Linked DNA regions of Homo sapiens: region 1 is linked to region 2. The links are chromatin loops, found by intact Hi-C in ENCODE. Cell type or tissue: endothelial cell of umbilical vein. All regions are shown on one strand. Each heading gives the region's core, and the rest is flanking DNA. Links, peaks and the distances in the headings are about the cores only. Region 1 overlaps LOC105376223 (a long non-coding RNA gene). Region 2 overlaps RGS3 (regulator of G protein signaling 3).

Region 1 (5,365 bases), core at 186-5,185, 170 kb after region 2:
CTGGGATTACAGGTGTGAGCCACCTCACCCAGCCAGGTCAGGAGTTTTGAGCAGGCATGGTCTGTACTAAAATACAAAAATTTGCCGAGCATGGTGGCAGGTGCCTGTAGTCTCAGCTACTTGGGAGGCTGAAGCACGAGACTTGCTCGAACCTGGGAGGCAGAGGTTACAGTGAGCTGAGATCATGCCACTGCACTCCAGCCTGGGCAACAGAGTGAGACTCCATCTCAAAATAAATAAATAAATAAGTAAAATGTAGCCAAGTTTTGAAAACCACTGCTTCTTCCCCTGCCTCAGGGATGGGCCTGTGAACCAAAGTGGGTCCATCAGAGTCCTTCCCTGGGGGAATTTGCTATAGACAGAAGATGGTCCCCTTTAAAGGCTGTGAGGGGACTTATGTTAGCCAGCAGCACTCAGCCCCGCAGTCAGCCCCTGAGAGGCTGCTCCTGTCCTCAACCCTCTTCCCCGCTGTTCTGGGTCATGTGGAGCCCCCAGAATCACTGAGCTGCTTTCTGGACGTGCATCTTTGCATATGGTATTTCTTTCTCTTACCAGCGCTTCTTTCTCATGAAGTCTTACTTAACCTCAGAGATTCAATGGGCATTGCGTATTCTGGGAGAGCATCCTTGCTCCCACCCTGCCGTGGGCTGGGCTTGGGGCTACTCATCTGGACTCATGCTTGTGTGTTCTTCTCTGAGGGACTCAGCGCTGCCTTGTAATCATCTGTCTGCACACCTGTGCTCCCGCAGGCTGCGGGCTTCCCTAAGGCAGAGTCTGTGCCCTGTTCTGATGTATCCTCCTATGTTTAGCTTGCAATCTTTGCTTCGTGAATGAGTCATTTTTTAGCTCCCAGGAGCACTGGGGGGATCACCTAGCAACAGGGGCAGGAGCAGGAGCTCATCTGCTTCTCAGTGCTCCCAAGAGAGAGGGAGAAAATGAGAGTGGAGAGAGAGTGTGTGTGTCACAAAACAGCGGAGAGAGAGAGAAATGTCGTCCTTTTTAACTAAACTCTCTGTTCCTTCCCTCACTGGACAGACATTTTCTGTGCTCCTTCCTACTCTGAACCAGACAGAGAAAGTTTCTCAGAGATGAGCTATGCAGGAGACAATTAAAATAAAACTATCAGGCCGGGTGTGGTGGCTCACAGCTGTAATCCCAGCACTTTGTGGGGCCAAGGTGAGTCGATCACCTGAGGCCAGGAGTTCGAAATGAGCCTGGCCAACATGGTGAAACCCATCTCTACTAAAAATACAAAAAAAATTAGCTGGGCATAGTGGTGGGGGCCTGTAATCCCAGCTACTTGGGAGGCTGAGGCTGGAGAATTGCTTGAACCTGGGAGGCAGAGGTTGCAATGAGCCAAGATTGCACCATTGCACTCCAGCCTGGGCAACAAGAGTGAAAACTCTGTCTCAAAGATAAGATAATAAAATAAAACAAAACAAAACAAAACAAAACAAAACTGTCAGTCACCTGGACTTTCAGAAGACATAGTGGGCTATTCGCAAAGCGAGATTTTTCTGGTGAGTATCTCAATTACTCACTCTCTGGGTCATGGCCAGGCACTGCTTCCTCAGCACGAGGCACCACCAAAGACCTGAGAAATAGGATCCCTGGAGTAGTCTTCCGACCCCTTGGAGGCCTCTACGAGAATACCTGTTACTTTTCTCACCTGGGAATATTCCAACATGTGTAGCCCTCATACTGCAAACACCATAGCATTGCTTCTGAGTTTTCTCTGTGCGACCCCAAACCAATGTGGTCCCTCTGTCTGTGGGCTAAAGAGCAATCAGAAGAGCCATGAAAAATGACATTTTCTTAAACCTTGTGTTTTGTGAAAACTACATGTTATAGAGCTACCCCCCAACAAAAGGAACTGATGAACAGGAATACACAAAGGGGCTGTTTTGGTTAAGATCATAAATCCAACTCAAAACTAGCTTAAGCAAGCAAGGTAATTTATTGATTGTATCAGAAATGTGTTTGGCTACGAACAAAAACTCTGACTACGGTTGGCATAAATAAAGGTTTTCTTTGTCTCACATAATGTTCAGAGGTAGAGCCAGGCGTGGTGGCTCACACCTATAATCCCAGCACTTTGGGCGGCCGGGGTGGGTGGATCACTTGAGGTCAGGAGTTTGAGACCAGCCTGATGAACATGGTGAAACCCCATCTCTACTAAAAATACAAACATTAGCCAGGTGTGGTGTCCCGTTCTTGTAATCCCAGCTACTCAGGAGGCTGAGGCTGGAGAATTGTTTGAACCCAGGAGCGGAGGCTGCAGTGAGCCTAGATTGTGCCACCACACTCCAGCCTGGGCTACAAAGTAAGACTCTGTCTCAAAAAAAAAAAAAAGTTCAGAGGCAGGCAGTCCGGGGCAGGAGAGAACGCTCAGCAACCCCTCCTCTCTTTCTGCCCCATTGTCCCCAGCCTGGTCTGTTGAGGTTGTGAGGCAGCTGCAAATTCCTAGCCCTTACTCATAGGAAGGAAAAGAACAAAAATAGAAAAATGGAAGGAGGTCCACAGCCAGTTCTGATGACGTTTCTATATCAGTGATCTGTTTCTGCGTGACTAATCATCCCCAAACCTAACAGCTAAAAACCACCACACATTGTCGCTGATGAGTCTATGGGTTGGCTCGGAAGTTTTGCTGATTTGAGGCTGGCTTGGCTGATCTCAGCTGGGCTCGGTCATGTGTCTGTGAAAGACTGGTCTTCCACTGGGACCGTCCGATCTAGGATGGCCCTCTCACGTGGCTGGTGTTGGCGAGTTGTCAGCTGCTGGGATGTCTCCCTTCCACCAGCAGGCTAGCCTGGGATTGCTCACATGGTGACTGGGCTGGGGTTCAACAGAGGGAGCAGACATATCCAAAAGCTCTTGAGACCTAGGCTCAGGCCTGGCACAGTGTCACTCCTCCCACCTTCTATTGCCCCAAAGTCGTGAGGTCAGCTGAGATTAAAGGTGGAGAAATAGGCTGGGCATGGTGGCTCATGCCTGTAATCCTAGCCCTCTGGGAGGCCGAGGCAGGCAGATCATTTGAGGTCAGGAGTTTGAGACCAGCCTGGCCAACAAGGTGAAACCTCGTCTCTACTAAAAGTACAAAAATTAGCTGCGCGTGGTGGCACGTATCTGTAATCCCAGCTACTTGGGAGGCTGAGGCAGGAGAATCACTTGAACCTGGGAAGAAGAAGTTGCAGTGAGCCAAGATCGTGCCACTGCACTCCAGCCCAGGCAACAGAGTGAGACTCTGTCTCAAAAAAAAAAAAAAAAAAGGTGGAGAAATAGACTCTACCTCTCTCTGGGAGGAGCCACAAAGGCACCACGCACTGGGTGGTGTGGATAGGTGTGAAAGTGGAGTGTGGTGGCCAAGTGACACAGTTTGGCTGTGCTGGTTCACAAGGGCACCCTTAGCTTCATCAGGGCTTGGAAAACTGAGCTGTGAGCAGTTTCTGCCTCTATAAGAGAAGCCAGAGGAAAGGGGATCAGAAATGAAGCTGGGGCAGCCGGTCGCCAGCCTGCTACAGTCACCGACCTGGGAGATGGGTGGAACTAGCTGACAGCAGGGGCTCAAACAGGGTCATCTGGGCATCTCCCTCCATCGCTTGGCTCTGCTCAGCTCTGTGCTGTAAAGTGTCAGCTGAGTGAGTCACCAGCAGCCCCGACCTACCTTCTCCTGGCGCCACAAATCCAGAGGAAAGAGGATTTCTTTTTCCCTATTTCCCACCATTGATTGCAGGGAAACCTCTGACTGCTTTTGCCTGGTCAGGCGTCTTTTCCCTAAAAACATCTGTGGAGTCAAGGGCAATGGGTGCCGTAATGTCCAGCCTGGATCATCCGCTGTCCCCTCTGGCTCCTGGGGGGGCAGGTGGAGGTGGGGATCATGACAGACACTCTGCCAAGGCCGGATAGACAGCTGGAGTTGCCCAAAGGGACCAGAACAAGTGAGAGAGGAGAATGCTGGGCACACAAAGCCCACGGCCCTCAGCCCCTGCAGGGGCCACGTAGATGGACAGCTGGGAGTGGTGCTTTTGAAGAGTAGCCTTGGGAGAGAGGGAGGAGTGAAAGCTGGCATGTGGGAGCTGGTTGGTGTTTCACAATGTCCCATGTGCTCTGATGTGAGCTGGGTTGTGGCTGAAATCCTGCATCCTGGGGAAGGGCTGGAGAGCCCTCCTGGAGGGCCCGGGTGCCCCTTGTTTGAGGCACCTACCCTTCCGTCTTCAGAACCACAAAAGCACTTAAGCGTGGGTGTCAAAAACCGTGAATGCCCCGAGAGAGGAGCTGACACCATTTCCACTGCAGCACAGCTGTGTGCCCTGTGAGCGTGTCCAGACCCCAGACCTGCTGCATGGGCTTGAAGCGCCACAGACAGGCACCTGGTACAGAAGGTCGGACAGAGTGGAGAGTTCCAGTCAGCGAGTTCCTCGGAGGGCTGCATTTCAGGGATGCCTAGGGCTGCTCTGAGAAATAGAAAAAGGTTCTGTGATAGAAGTTTGGGGAACGCTGGGTTGAAGAAAGTTCACTTATTCATTCATCCAACAGATATTGATTATTTATTACATACCAGTGTTCTAAGGGCTGTGAGCACGCAAGGGAATAAAATAGACAAAAATCCTTGCTTGGGTTTTACAGTCTAGTAAGAAGATTGAAGAGTTTTCTCTTCTGCAGGACTTCTCAGGGCCTTTAATATACAAATGGGCATCACCAAAAGGGGGTAAGGCAGGCTGTGTTTCCTAGAGTTATTGAACCCCAGAAACTCTTGTTGTGAGGGGGCACTTATAGAATTGTTGTTTTATGAAATAGATTTTGAGAAACACTAACATCATCCAACCTCTTGTACAGATGGGGAAATTAAGACCATAGTCAACGTCGTTGGGCAGAACTGGCACTGGAGCCAATGTCTCCTGACTCATGGCACCGGGCTCTTGCACATCCTTTCCCTTTGATTCCCACCCTCCCTCCCTTCTTTTTCCTTCCTTCCTTCCTCTCCTCCTCCTCCTTCTTTTTCTTCTTTCCTTCTCCTCCTTCTTCTTTCTTTCCCTCCCTTCCTTCCTCCCTCCCTTCCTTCCTTCCTCTTTCTTTTTCTTTCTTTCTCTCTCTTTCTGTCTCTCTCTCTCCTTCCTTCCTTCCTTCTCTCTCTTCCTTCCCTTCTTTCTTTCTCTTTCCTTCCTTCCCTCTCTTCCTCCCTCCCTCCTTTTCTTTCTTTCTTTCTTCTTTCTCTTTCTTTCTCTTTTCTTACTTTTCCTTCCTTCCTTTCTTTTTCTTTTTCTTTCTTTCTTTCTCTCCCTTCCTTCCTTTCTCTTTCTCTCCTTCCTTTCTGTCTCTCCTTCCTTTCCCTCCCTTCCTTCCTTTCTTTTTTCTTTCTTTCTTT
Region 2 (5,365 bases), core at 50-5,049:
TGAAAAAAAAAAAAAAAAAAAAAAGGACCGGGCACGGTGGCTGATGCCTGTAATACCAGCACTTTGAAAGGCTGAGGTGGGCAGATCACTTGAGGTCAAGAGTTCGAGACCAGCCTGGCTAATATGGTGAAACCATGTCTCTACTAAAAATACAAAAATTAGCCAGGCATGGTGGTGTGCACCTGTAGTCCCAGCTACTTGGGAGGCTGAGGCAGAAGAATCGCTTGAACCTGGGAGGTGGAGGTTGCAGTGAGCGGAGATTGTACCGCTGCATTCCAGCCTAGGCAAGAGAACGAGATTCCATCTCAAAAAAAAAAAAAAAAAAAAAGGAGAAACAAACTCCCAGCAATTCATTAGCCCCTGTATACCAGGTGCTGTTACCTAATCTTCACTGCCCGCTCTAAGGCAGCTGTTACTTCCGCATCTCACAGATGAGAGGGACATACATGGTTCAGAGCATTAGGCCCTCTCTGTGGCCACACAGCTGGCAGGTGGTGAAGGCAGGCTCTGAGTGAGGGCTGGCCACCTTTTCAGTGTGCTGTGGCACACTGCCTCCTGTGCATGGCCTAGCTGGGAATATAAGACATTGCTGTAGTTCCTAATAGTATTTTACGTATTACACAATATCGGCGTATTACAATCTACCAAACATTTTCACGTTCACTGACTCAAGTCATTCACTCATTCATCATTCATTAAATATTTCCACCTATGTAGGCTGGGCCCTGTGCTGGGTGCTGGGATGCAGCTCTGGACCTGTCTAAGGCCCTGCCCCATGGAGCAGTCTAGAGCTGTGCTGGCCAGTGTGGTGACCACCTGCTACCTGTGGCTATTGAGCACTTAGTGGCTAGTGTGACTGGGGAACTGAGTGTCAACTTTAGTTTTAAGTAATTTCAGTTTACCTGGCACATGTGTCTAGCTGCGACTGGGTTAGACAGAGAAACTTGCCAGGAGTAACTTGTCAGGTTTGTTTTCTGTGGTTTCATTAGTTGAAAAGCTTTCCTCTGGCTTCTGTGGGGAACTGCAAAGACCTTTCCTCCTCTCTTTCTACTTGCCAAGCACAGAGAGGATGGTGATCAGGGGGCCTCCCTCGTGATTCATGGAAATTACATGGGCATCAACACCGTAAGTTTGCTTCCTCCAACATCACAGGTTTCTTGGTGGCTTGTAAAGTCCTCCTGCGTGCTGGATTCTGCACACAGGCCCTGAGCCCCTTGTTCTGAGGTGCACTGGATTTTCCTGAACTTATGTGCTCAGAGATGTCTGTGGGACTCAGCAAAGAGGGTGTGCTTCTCAGAGGCTTGGTTGGGGCCGGGGGAGAGCCCCCAGAGGCCATCTCTTCAGCTCCTGTGCTGTGCAGGTGGGGAGATGGAGGCCCAGAAACCTGGGTGACCTGCCCACAGTCACACAGCAACCAAAGCTGGGTTGAACCAAGGAACCCTCTGTCATCAAGGACTTGAGTGTGTGGCTGGGCTTCCCCAGGGGCTCTGAGATGGGCAAAAGCAGCTGGGCTCACCATGCGCTGCTCTGCAGGATGCTATCCTGGGACTGCCAGGCAAGAAATAGGACCCAGGTTCTGGTCCTAGCCCCACACTGCCCTGCTGTTTGACCATAACCTCTCCAGGCCTCAGTTTGTTTGTCAGTAAGATGAGGACGCTGGGTTGTCTGATGACCTGGAAATCCCTTCCACATTTGACTTTATGGTCCATGTGTATCACCAGATCCTGACAGCAAACCACTTCCATGGACAAAGGACAAATAAATTGACTTTTTTTTTTTTTTTTTTGAGACAGACTCTTTCTCTGTCACCCAGGCTGGAGTACCGTGGCATGATCTCAGCTCACTGCAACCTCTGCCTCCTGGGTTCAAGTGATTCTCCTGCCTTAGCCTCCCAAGTAGCTAGGACTACAGGCGCCTGCCACCACGCCCAGCTAATTTTTGTATTTTTTAAGTAGAGACAAGGTTTTACCATGTTGACCAGGCTGGTCTTGAACTCCTGACCCCAAGTGATCCATCTGCCTTGGCCTCCCAAAGTGTTGAGATTATAGGCATGAGCCACCACGCCTGGCCGAAACTGACTTTTAAGTAGTTTCCAAGTGGCAGGCAGGTCTTCAGACTCCAAATGTTTTATGTTCCCTGTCATGAGATGGGATGTCTGTGAGTGCAAACCCCCCCAAGGTATCCTTGGATTCTTTAGGCTGGGGCAGTCTCCTGGATTTCTAGCAGGGTCCCTGGGACTTGCAGGGGGAGGAGGTGTTGTTATAGAGCAGCCACGTTTTCTGCCTGGGTTCTCCTCCAGTGAGGGGTGTTTGTGAGAACATTGGAATCACAAAGTGGCCCATGGCGGAGAATGCAGCCAGAACAAAGGCGCCCTCTCCCCGCCGGGCCCGGGGAATACTAACTAGTTGACAGGAATTTTAATATAAAACTCTCCCTCTTCCTTGTCATTCTGAGGTTTCAGGAAGCCTTCGGGCTTATCGTGCAGAGGCACACAGCACAGACAGGGCTTGGGGAGGTGAGAGGTGATTTCCTGCCATTCTTCTGTGGGGCGGGCTTCCCAGGGTGCTCATGCCAGGCTGACGGGTCCAGTGCGGGCTCCCGCTGCTGGGGGAGAGCTGGGTTTTCATGGGGCGGCAGCCGAGGCAGGACCCGCAGCCATGAACCGCTTCAATGGGCTCTGCAAGGTGTGCTCGGAGCGCCGCTACCGCCAGGTGGGTGCTTGGCCTCTTGTGGGGAGCCTGTGGGGTGTTCAGGGATAGGGGTAGAGGGACCATCTGAGAAGGATCTCGCTCCTCACAAGGTCTTCTTTGACCTTTCCTGCTCCCTGCAGGCTCACTTGGATATGGGGAGGAGGATAGAGACAGGAGCTGGACCCAAGGCCCCTTTAGGGCCCAGCTCTGTATGGAGTCCTAACCACTGGCTGGGTGGTGTTTTTGGTGAGATAATCCAGCTAGCTTTCTGTTCTTTTTATCTGGGGAGGGGCTGTGGGTGTGAGATTGAAAATGCCATGGTTGCTGAGCAGCTGGGAGCAGAGTTTGTATTTTTGCTAACTTTTCCTGCTTCTGACAGGACAGCAGTGCCCATTCTGCCCCCTGTGCGTGTATGTTGGCACGTGCTCATATGTGAGATCGGGTGTTTTCGTGTATATGTACATATGTATAACTTTCCTCTCCCCTACTGCTGATGCCTCACTATGGCTCAGGATTCCTTTGGCTTTGGAATCCAACTTTACAGTGAGGGTTTGGCCTCTTAGCCTCCGGTCTTAGAAAGGGGGAAGACTGGGCCATTATGATCCCATTAGCTCCCCTGAGCCTCTTCTAGAACTGTGATGGGCCATTTTTTCTCATAAAATAGGAATGGGGTTAGGGATGGTGAAGGCAAGTGATATCTAATCTGGAAGGGAGTTCTGAAATTGTCCTGATTTTAAAAAATCACATAGAGAAGCCCCTCTATTTGTTTTAATGACCAGATTGGACTGTGGGTCTTGACTCCTCTGACTGGCAGTGCTTAGGTCCCAGGGAGATGCCCAGAGGGGTCCCTGCCCCCCCACCTGCCTGCTAGGGGATCCAGTGTTTTCTCTCTAGCCCTCCCCCGCTCTCAGGTTCTGCCCTTCAGGCCCCACTCTGTGTTTCCTGCCCTCATGGGGCTGGGAAAAGCAGCCCCTGCGACACTAGCGTCTGGATGGCAGAGTGGTGAGACAGAGAGAGCACTGGTTGGGACATCTAGTAGTCCTTGGTCACCCTGGGGCTATGGGCTAGAAGACTGGGCATGCTGGCTGTCAGAGTGGGGCCAGGAGCAATTGTGGGCTGGACCTAGGGCTCAGGGACTCAGAGTTCAAGATGGTTTCTGTGTTAGAAACCAGTGCAGAATTGAGAGCAGCAAGCTTTTTGTCAGGTCTGAGCTCAAATCTAGCTCTGTTCCTCTTTAGCTGTGGCTTTTGAGCAAGTCACTGTTCCTCTCTGAGCCTTTATCTCCTAGTCAGTAAAATAGGATAATGAAATCCAGCGATGGTGCCATGGGAGTGAATAGGATGATGTGTGTGAAGAGCCTGGCTCAGTGTCTGCTGTGCATATTTATCTAGGAGGTGTTTAATACATGGCAGAATTTGGGGATTACAGTCTAGGCAGGACAGAGGAACAGAAACTAGACAGGAGAGCAGAGGTAAGGGGCTGGCATGGGTGAGACCTGGGAGCAGTGGCTGTTCCTGCCCTGGACAGGAAAGAGCGAGAACCACCCGCAGGAAGGACAGGCTCTGTCAGAAGCCGCCAAGGCCTCGGGGCAGGGCTGCTCCTTTCACCTCCAGGTCAGAGCAGGGCTGAGAGCCGGAGGGTGGAGGGGGTGGCACTTCGAGTCTTATCTCCTTGTCTGTAAAATGGGCATACTCATTCCCCTAGGGGCTGCAGGGATGGTCAGGTTCTTTGGACACTACCCTCTCAATGTGGTCAGTGATCATGGTGGACAGAGTGTAATTCTGCTTCCTCCGAGCTAGGAGGTGAGCTTGCCTCCCGGCACCCTCTCCTCTTCCCCTCCTTCACACTCCCATCTGGCTTGGACTGTGGTCTGGGCTGGCACTTCTTAAGCTGGTGCCCAGGAGGGTGAGGGGCCCCCAGCCCACAGTCCTGCTTGGATGTGGGGTCTGGGTGTGGGAGGAGGAGGCTGTTTTCTTGGAGCACACTCCTCCCCAGACCCCACTCTCCAGTTACTGCCCCATAACTGGCCATCCAGAGCCCAGGGTGCTGGGATGGGTTTTCTATGCAGGGGGCTTTGGCCCTGGATGGGGTAGGGGTGGGGAAGTGCTGGATAGGCTTTGGGACCCCAGCTTGTGCTTGGGTTGAGGGTTGGCTTGTGAGGCCCCTAAAAAATCCCCGCTGGTTCCATGGAGGGGGCCAGGCTCCTGGCGTCTTCCCTGGCCTCAGGCGGGCCCGGCAACTAGTGGCTGCTCCTTTCCCCCAGCTTTCCACACTCGTACCCGCGTTTGTTTTTCTTTCTTTCTTTCCATTTTTTTCTCTTCCTGTCTTAGCTGCGTGTTTTCCCAGAATTCTTATGGGAACGGGGTATTTTCCTGCCTCCTCCCCCTTCCCCTTGTCTGTCAGGTTTCCTGTTTTACAAACTTGCTTTGAATCCAGGCCCGGGGCTGGTGGGAAGCAGAGCCTCAGAGGTCCCTGCAGCTTCCAAGGCCCTTGGTCACTCTGAGCCCCCTCCCACTCACCTTCCTTATGCCTGGCCCTGGGATGGTGGGTAGGTGAATGAGTGCAGGTGCCTAGTCTTGCAGGGACAACCCTCAAAGGAAGGAGACAGAAGTCTCCTGACAAGGCTTGTGCCCTTGACCTTTTCCAAGCTTGCTGAGCTGGCCTTTGTCTCAACT

Evidence for each region. Hi-C counts contacts between places; a loop is a spot of excess contacts. Peaks named below come from ENCODE experiments on the same cell type or tissue, not always from the same donor. Only the 100,000 strongest peaks of a DNase experiment are listed, where the experiment ranks them.
Region 1: it touches region 2 in a loop (3-fold over the local background); 1 of 110 quality-filtered maps calls a loop at or near these places.

What each region holds. Positions count from the first base shown.
Region 1 is chr9:113,673,090-113,678,454 of GRCh38, forward strand. All of the region lies in intron 2 of LOC105376223 (a long non-coding RNA gene), which reads left to right. Among named protein-coding and RNA genes, the nearest start is that of ZNF618, 200 kb to the right of the region's middle. In endothelial cell of umbilical vein, for the core only: no CTCF peak of the experiment used is centred there; DNase peaks (open chromatin) are centred at 1,552 and 2,542; H3K27ac peaks cover 2,228 bases.
Region 2 is chr9:113,498,920-113,504,284 of GRCh38, forward strand. All of the region lies in intron 8 of RGS3 (regulator of G protein signaling 3), which reads left to right. Among named protein-coding and RNA genes, the nearest start is that of RGS3, 38 kb to the left of the region's middle. RefSeq lists enhancers at 4,405-5,047, 5,048-5,365. In endothelial cell of umbilical vein, for the core only: no CTCF peak of the experiment used is centred there; DNase peaks (open chromatin) are centred at 2,462, 3,810, 4,070 and 4,180; H3K4me3 peaks cover 2,818 bases; H3K27ac peaks cover 3,844 bases.